Linked DNA regions of Homo sapiens: regions 2 and 3 are each linked to region 1. A link is a contact called in ENCODE Hi-C or POLR2A ChIA-PET data. All regions are on one chromosome and are shown on one strand. The core of a region is the stretch at or near the end of the contact, and the rest is flanking DNA. Distances in the headings are between cores, read along the strand shown.

Region 1 (2,815 bases), core at 2-2,501:
GCTGCTCTGCTAGGGCTGGTGTCTCTGAGGAGAAAACGAGGCTGGTTCTGCAAATGTTGGAATAAGTGCAGACTGGATTCCACTGCTGCTTCCAGAATGTTCCAACTGCCACCTCCAGGATAAAGAAGCAAGAGTGGATGACACCAGACAGGACAGGAGCAAGCAGGAAGCAAAGCCCCCTATTGATAGAGCCAAACCGGGATCAGCTGGAAAGCAGAAGTGTTTGCAGAGGCCCAGCCTGATCATTATAGAGCCAAGAACAGCAGCTGGCTTTGGAGCTTGGTCAACCGGCTTGAGGCCTGAGTTGAAAGCTAGACCCATCAGCACAGTCTCTTCTGGTGATTGGACTTTTGCTAGGTGAGTACACTGAAGCCAGGTAAAGGGAGTGGAGAGTGTGTGTGCCACTGAGTGATTTACAATTCAGGATCCTGGAATATAATTCCGTGAGGACGCAGCGGGTGACTGGGTGCAAAGTAGCCCAGTTCAAGGGACCTGTGGGCCTGGGGATGAGGACCTTTGCTTCTCCACATGCGGTCCATGGACTCGCAGCATCAGCATCGTCTGAGAGCTTGTGAGAAATGCAGAATTTCAGGCCACTGAGACCGCTGGAATTGGAATCTGCATTTTCCAGATCTCCTGGTGGTCCTCAACTACTTACTGGTTTGGGATGGGAAACTAGAAGGCTTGGGCTGGGAAACTAGGGAGTGGTGATCAGCGAGGGGGCGGCCTGGCTACAGCAAAAAGGACAGGCACTGGGAGACAGCCCCTGGGCATGAGCTTCCAAGCTGGGGCTTTTTGAGGAAGCCATAGTGGTCTGGCATTGGGACCTCTGAACGAAATTTCCCGGTGGCTACAAGGAATTTTCCCACTTCCCCAAATTAGTAGATTCGATTTCCATCCCACTAGCTGGTAATTTACAGTATAGTGAATTTCCTTATTTCTTTTTTCTTCCCAAGACTTTCAAAAAGTAAAGCCAACCCCTTTATTTATCTTTGGGCTCGTCCAGTCTGGCTTCCCCCCTCCGATCGTTCGCAGTGGGACAGCCCGCCGGGCCTCCTTCCTTCCCCAGAAACCCTCCAGGCCTGGGAGAGGACGCGTTTTGCATTCAGGAAAAACCAATCGCTCCCCTATCGTACATAACCAAGAGAAAAGGTGGCGGACGAGGGGCGTGGCAAAGTGATTAGTGCGGCCTGGACCCTGCGTGCCTTGCGCGCTGCGGGCTCTTTGCGTCTGCGTAGTTCGCTCACCTCCCTTTCTAACTCCGCTGCCGCCATGGCTCCTGTGGTTAGTATGGCTCCGCGTGAGGCCTCGGCTCCAGGGGAGGCACGTGGGCCTCGCCGAGCCCGGCATCTACCCAGGCTCGCTGGGGACGGCGCCCTGCAGCGTCCTGCTGGGGTGGGCTGGCAGGTCGGCCGGAGCGGGCCAGAGCCCCTGCCGATCCCAGCACGTTGTAGGCGGAGGAGGCCGCGGCCCGAGGCTCGTGAGGGAGATCCGGGAGGTCTCGGAGGCCCGGGGCCCCAGCTAGGGGCTAGCGGGGAGCTGGAGCCTGGAGACTGCGGTCTGGGCCGGCCACTGGTCCTCGGACCCCGGCCGGGGGCCTGATTACCTGGGTGGAGGGCGGGGAAGAAGAACGGGACCTGCTACCCTGGGGAGCCGCGCATTCGGAAGTCCACGGCCAAGACTCGGGGACGAATCCGCGGAAGGGCGGCTTGGTCGGCGTGCTTTCGGAGAGGAGGCCTGGGTTTGAGGAGCTTTTTAGCGTCCCCAGAGGAAATTAGTTTATCAGGGCGCACTGTACAGACCCAAACGGGTGTTGCAGTGGTGTAGGGAGAAGGCTCTCATTGCATTCTCCTTTAGCTATGCTGGGACTGGGCTGTGCGGCGCCCTCCTCCTAGGTTATTTGAGAAAGTTGTTTTTCCGTGTTCTTCGTCCCAAGATCCTACTTTTCCTCTTTTGTTGGGACTCCCTGGTTAACATTTCCGGTTCTTCTGCTCTTTCTGTCTGGTTGGGCTTTTGAATGCCTTTTGGTTTAAAACCTTGATGGAGAAGTATCAAGCCCGTTGTGGGTAGGTCTCTTGATTGATTGTGTGTGTTCGGAATAGATCTTAAAGTACCCCTCTTAGATTATTACTGCGAAGAGACGTTGTAAAAAATAAATCAGTGATTTTTGTAGTGGCCAAATGTTTGAAAAGTTGATCCAGTTAACACAAGTTTTAGATGAAGTTCTTTTAAACATGAAGGGAGGTAAGATGTGTTTTTGGAAAAGTCTATTTAGTTCTGCAGAGCTTTTAAACGTGAAAGTACAGGTTGGTACGATGCACAAGTGCATTAATGGTGTCAAGTTTGTAGAGAGATAAGATTAACACAAGCTTCTTCGTAAGAGTGAAGAAACTGGAACCTTGTAGGATGTGCTTTGCCGGGTGGTTTGGAAGTACTAATGCATAGATGAAGCGAATCAAAATGTCAGAAGTTCTTGACGGTAGTGTTGTAATAAGATTCTAGGTTTTAGCCTTAACCTTGTCCAAGCTGGAGTGGACAGGCACCTAGAATACTTTGCAACTCCCTTCATGAGAAGGTGGATGAGACAGGATTAAGGGAGATGAGCTAAGACGGATCAGGACCCTACTCTGAACATGTAGGACAAGGATTGATTTCATATGAAAATTGTGGGTATGCAAGGCATTTTGTATGCCTGCACTCTAATTTTGGAAAAATAGTATTTTTTTGAAATTGGGAATGTTAGGGCAAACAAAAGGAAGTGTTCATTTTATTGTGGTTCATAAACTAAGAGACCTTCATGCCTGTAGAGATTGGG
Region 2 (2,939 bases), core at 312-2,811, 4.3 Mb before region 1:
TTGAATTGTTAGATTTTTTTAATTGTTAGATTTTAAATTAAATATTGGACGGGAGCAGTGGCTCACACCTGTAATCCCAACACTTTAGGAGGCCAAGGCAGGAGGATCCCTTGAGCCCAGGAGGTTGAGGCTGCAGTGAACTATGATTATGCCACTGCACTCCAGCCTGGGCGACAGAGCGAGACCTTGTCTAAAAATAAGATAAGAAAATAAAAAATGAAATTATATGAAAAAGGATACATACATTAGAGTTAACCGCCAGCTCCTATTATAGTTGTGTTTTGATCAATATAGACTGCTTAAAAGGGATGACTTAATGAATAATTCCTCCTACTAAACGCTGTTTTAAATGTCTAAACTTTTCTTGAGATAATATCCAATTTCCTCTCCCACGTTTTTTTTGTTTGTTTTTGCTTTTGTTTTTGTTTTTGCTTGAGACGAAGTCTTGCTCCTGACGCCCAGGCTGGAGTGCAATGGTGCGATCTGGGCCGACTGCAACCTCCGCCTCCCGGGTTCAAGCGATTCACCTGCCTCAGCCTCCCAAGAGCTGGGACTACAGGCGTGCGCCATCACGCCCGGCTAATTTTTGTATTTTTAGTAGAGATAGGGTTTCACCATGCTGGCCAGGCTGGTCTCAAACTACTGACCTCAGATCATCTGTCCGCCTCGGCCTCCTAAAGTGCTGAGATTACAGGGGTGAGCCACCGCCCCCGGGGCCCTTGCCCACGTTTTTATAAACAAAATATGAGGTGGGAGGATTGCTTGAGCCCAGGAGATCAAAACTGCAGTGAGCCATCATCGCGCCACTGCACTCCAGCCTGGGAGACAGAGCGAAACGCTGTCTCAAAAAAAGAAAAAAGAAACAAGGAAGGAAAGTGTCCCCCGAATGAATAAATATGAGCAGATAATTACTTCTAGTTTACATAAAATGCCCTCTTTTAAGAGAGGAACTTTTTGATCATTTTTATTACTATTCTTTTAATCTTAGATGTTTATTTTTCAGGAGGAAAAAAACAAACTTTTCCATAGTAGCAGTATTAAAACAAAGATGAATATGTTGTCAAGAGGCATCTGAACAATCTCCAACAGTGCCGAGTCGCATTTCCCCTTTCCTCTCCGATGCATTTGAGACTTTAATGCTTACTATATTTATTTAAGCGTTTTGTTCTGAGACCCCAAACTAATTTGCACAGTTGAAGCAGGAAATAGAATGGGTGGAAACATGCGGGTGTCTGTATTAGCATTATGCATCTCATATGCGAATAGGAATGCTCTAAAAATTCAATACAGTATACATGCGTGTGCATCGTCATGCAAAATAAGTCTCTATTGGCCTTATATTTGAACGCGCGAATGCAGCTCCTAAAAGTTAAAAACAACTCCTAGGCTGAATCGCGCGATAGAACGAAAGCGGCTTTAAACCCAGAGACTACAGTTTCCGGCATGCTTCGACGCCACACGTGATTAGCGGCAACTAGAACTACATTTCCCGGCGTGCCCTGGTCTCACGTGTGATTTGCTGCGGAACGAACTACATCTCCCGGCAGGCTGCGGAAGGGGGTCGAGTAGAAGGACCGCCGCTCCGGCCTCCCGCGACTTCTCGAAGGTGGGCAGGTCCCACCTTGTGGAGGATGGAGGTGACCGGGGACGCCGGGGTACCAGAATCTGGCGAGATCCGGACTCTAAAGCCGTGTCTGCTGCGCCGCAACTACAGCCGCGAACAGCACGGCGTGGCCGCCTCCTGCCTCGAAGACCTGAGGAGCAAGGGTTGGCTCGGGACCCCGGGCGAGGGTGTGGGGGAGCCAGGGCCGGGTGAGGACGTCCGGCGGGGGCGAGGCGGGGTCAGGAGAGGCGACTTGGGGATTCTTGTATCTCGGGTGGAGGCTTGGGACAGAAACGGTCCGAGTGGGCATAGCGATTTACAGATTTAAGGCGCTTGAGCGTAATTAATCTCGTGTGAGACTCCACGGTGGTGGGAAGACAGCCAGGAAGCAATGTGCAAATTAAGCCAGACTCGGCTTAGGTCTCTTGCCTGAAATCACTTCGATGTTGGACCAAACGGACCCCACTGGGTTCCTGCCACTCCGCCACACTCAGATGGTACAAGAACCCCCAGCTGAGCCCACGGCGGTGTGGGGAGGGGTTTCCACCGTCCGCTCTGGCAGGAACCTATGCAGGAAAGAGGGAGCTGCTACTGACCATTTCTGGAGGTCCAGACAAGGAACGTGAGTTGTAAGTGACGGAGCCGACGGAAGTTCCGAGCCCGGCCCCATACCTTTACCAGCTGCTTGGCCTTGCACTTAACCAGCTCTCAACCCTCAGTTTTCTCATCAGCAAATTGGGTATAATATTTATAGCCCTGCTTCAAAGGGTTGTTGGTTCTCTCAAATAAGATGATATATTTAAGTGACTTACAAGTCTTATTAGCCAGTAGCAACAAATCGCTTACCCAAAGAAGTTTTACAGGTTACATGTGTGAGCCAGCCCCAGGCATGTAGTCACAGTGTGTGTCAGAGGGCACAGTTGCTTCCTCTCAGTCACCAACAGAAATCATATGGAAATTTTCAGAGACCCATGAACAGCCAAAGCATTATAAATGCTTTGGTAACATGGATTTTGCATATAAGCATTTATGTATTTTTTTTCCTGACATTAGATTACTTTACTTCTAATTCCCCTTCAGTGCCGTGGCTGGATGTGCGTGGCACAGAGGCTGGTGTTCTCTGCAGTCCAGCGCATACATGCCTTGCTGTTCTATTGGGTGGTAGACAACACCGCTGAAGGATATTTGTAGTCTCTTGGCTATTTCTGATCACTCCAGTCCCGTTAGTATTTGAAGCATTGCTATCACTAAATGGAATAGTACAGACCTGTCCTGGAGAAAGCCTCTCCGCCAATGATAATGATATGAAAAGCTACTGATAGAAGCTTCCACTTCT
Region 3 (2,700 bases), core at 133-2,632, 4.8 Mb before region 1:
TAAGATCCATGGATGAGACACACACCTGAACACACTTCAGCATGATTACAAAAACCAAATGGTAACAAACCTTTTGGATAGTTGACAACATACACCAGATTTCCCCAGCCAGCATCTGGGGCATGCAGAATTCCTTCTACCAGCCGGACACCTCTCATACACTGAGACACTGGATTCCTGTAGCGAAGCCCACACGCCCCTGGAAACTGGGCTGTAACCGTGGAGAGCAGCACCGTCCCATCGTCTTCCGATGGTATTTCAATGGGCTCATCGTTCTCATCTTCGGTTACCCGAATATATTCAGACATCTTTTACTTTTCCTAAAGAGAAAAGAGATATGAATGAACAACATTCATGTCAGAATAACTGTTTCCTTATAATGATAATACCCAAACCATGTCAGAGTTCTGACTTCCAGAAAAATGCTTGTCTGGATTCGTATATGCATTGGTTATCCCTGAAAAATGACGAGGTGAAGGTAAGGGTAGTGATTTCCTATCAAAATGTGATGCCTCGCCAGTTCATTCATTCAAAAAACTTTCCCTGAAGGCTTATGATGCGTCAGGTACTGAAACTGTAACTGTGAGTCCAACGTGGCTTGCTGGTTACAAGCTAGGGTATGCAAGGGAACAATAAACAGTAGCTATTTTATGACAATCGGGTTAGTCGTTAAGTAATCCTGAAGGCAGAGGAGGAGCCTAACTGGCTGAGGCATGGGCGTGATAGGTCCCAGTCGATTTTCCTAAGCAAGCGATCCATCAGCTGAACCTGAAGACTGAATATGGGCAGTGAACCAGGTGTAAAGAACAGGAGAAAAGTTTCCCTCTGTTCCTCATTTTGGGGCTTCCGGGGGCTCTGCGAGCCCGAGCCCCAAGGCCCGCGGCGACAGGTCCTGGCGGTGCCGGCCGTCGCCTCCCAGAAGCCCGCGCGTGCCAGCCGAGGGAGGAGTTTCTCGGCGCGGCCCGGGGTGGGGCGCAGGAGCACCAGGCCCAAGCTGGCAGCGTCCCTCGAAGTACAAAGTACCGAAGGCTCCGGCACTGTCCGGGTCCGGGGCCAACCTCCGCCTCAGGCTACGCGGCACCGCGGGCCCGGCCCCCCGTTTCGGCGCCACCGGCCTCCCCGTGCCAGGACCTAACGACGCTCCCGCGCGAGCCCGCTCGGGCAGGACTAGGCCCGGTCTCACGGCTGACTTCCCGGGGCAGGGTCCGAAGCCGCTGCGTCTGCCTCGGGCCGCCCCAATGCAGAAGCCGAGGCACCTACGGCGTCCTCAGTGAGAAGGCTCCGCGACTCACCCGCTAGGCCGCTGCTGGGAAGCCCGACAGGGACACCGAAGCAGCGACGGACCCAAGCGCAGCCCAGCCACCGCTTCGCTCCCACAAAATGGCGCTAGGGCCGCCTCCTCCCCCCGCCCACCGGCGTCCTCTCCCACCGGTTGCCTGTCCAGAGGTGGAAGGCACCGACGAGAGCCACGATGACCCTCTCCCCAGGGACTCGGGCTGCCTCCTGGAAATTCAAGCCTACAGAGAAGCTCTGAAAGCTAAAATAAAACCAGGACCTAGGCCTGAAAAGCTGAAGATTGAAAAAAGTGTGGCTGTATAGGAGCTGACCTCCCCCCACGTAACGTAGCAGATGGTTTCGGCCGACCAACCGCCGGCCCAGGTCTCGGTCGGAGCTCGCGCACTTTCAAAGCGCGCGAGAGTAGCACAGAGTCTCGGCCAGCGAGGGCGGGGCGGGGCGGGGCCTGGAGGGGGCGGGGCTCGGGATCCCGGGCCGAGTCCACCTGGGAGGCAGGATAAGGCCTGGACCCCTTTTCTGAAAGGCAACCTAGTGCGTCTTCTCCTCCCTCCGCCAGCCCACCTCCAAACCTGGAAACAATAACTTTGTTCTAAATAATAGCAATGATAAGGCTACTTTGTGCCAGGTACTTTCTGAGTATTCACATATTTAATAGCCCAAACAGTTTTGTGTAGCAGGAGCTATTGATATTCATTCTGCGGGTGAGGAAACTGAGGCACAGAGAGATCAAGTGTCTTGCTTAAAGTGACGCAAGGATTAGCCGGGCGGTAGTGGCGCGCGCCTGTAGTCCCATCTACTCGGGAGCCTGAAGCAGGAGAATTGCTTGAACGCGGTAGGCGGAGGTTGCGGTGAGCCGAGATCGCGCCACTTCACTCCAGTCTAGGCGACAGAGTGAGACCCTGTCCTCCAGCCCCTCCCCCCAAAAAAATGTCACCCAAGGAATAAATGGTAGACCTGGGATTTGAATCTCGAGGCACAAAATGCTAACTTGTTCTGGCTCCAGCCCTTTAATAATAATAATAATACAGTACTTCATCTATTTTAAGGCACACTTTTTGTTTCACTTTTTTTTTTTTTTTTTTTGAGACGGAGTCTCGCTCTTGTCCCCCAGGCTGGAGTGCAGTGGCGCAATCTGCAGCTCACTGCCACTTCCAACTCCTAGGTTCAAGGGATAGCTGGGATTATAGGCGTGCAAAGACACCATGCCCGGCTAATTTTTGTATTTTTAGTAGAGACAGGGTTTGGCCATGTTGGCCAGGCTGATCTCGAACTCATGGCCTCAAGTGATCCGCCTGCCTCAGCTCCCCAAAGTGCTGGGATTACAGGCACGAGCCACCTTTCTTTTCTATCTTTTCTTTCCTTTCTTTCCTTTCCTTCCCTTCCTTTCCTCCCTTCCCTCCCTTT

What was found. Hi-C counts contacts between places; a loop is a spot of excess contacts on that map. ChIA-PET counts read pairs that join two places held with the same protein, here RNA polymerase II (POLR2A). Pooled maps may share reads with other maps.
Region 2: a map of naive thymus-derived CD4-positive, alpha-beta T cell shows a loop between it and region 1 (35-fold over the local background). The contact joins the promoter of DFFA here to the promoter of RPL22 in region 1. A Hi-C loop is called at or near these places in 1 of 168 maps with a recorded cell type or tissue (naive thymus-derived CD4-positive, alpha-beta T cell) and 4 of 50 pooled maps. POLR2A ChIA-PET finds 5 or more read pairs at or near these places in 1 of 52 experiments (GM12878).
Region 3: a loop to region 1 is called in a pooled map, with 7 times the contacts of the local background. The contact joins the promoter of TARDBP here to the promoter of RPL22 in region 1. A Hi-C loop is called at or near these places in 2 of 50 pooled maps. POLR2A ChIA-PET finds 5 or more read pairs at or near these places in 2 of 52 experiments (H1 and OCI-LY7).

The regions. Positions count from the first base shown.
Region 1 is chr1:6,198,031-6,200,845 of GRCh38, reverse strand. It overlaps RPL22 (ribosomal protein L22), which reads left to right and starts at 1,251. Exons shown (of 4, transcript NM_000983.4): 1 at 1,251-1,284. The coding sequence starts at 1,273. RefSeq lists a silencer at 1,360-1,499.
Region 2 is chr1:10,471,151-10,474,089 of GRCh38, reverse strand. DFFA (DNA fragmentation factor subunit alpha) reads left to right here and starts at 1,561. Exons shown (of 6, transcript NM_004401.3): 1 at 1,561-1,767. The coding sequence starts at 1,632. RefSeq lists enhancers at 1-31, 1,993-2,092.
Region 3 is chr1:11,011,336-11,014,035 of GRCh38, reverse strand. TARDBP (TAR DNA binding protein) reads right to left here and starts at 1,382. Exons shown (of 6, transcript NM_007375.4): 1 at 1,293-1,382; 2 at 71-320. The coding sequence starts at 308. RefSeq lists silencers at 64-310, 1,720-1,949 and enhancers at 672-1,639, 1,350-1,679.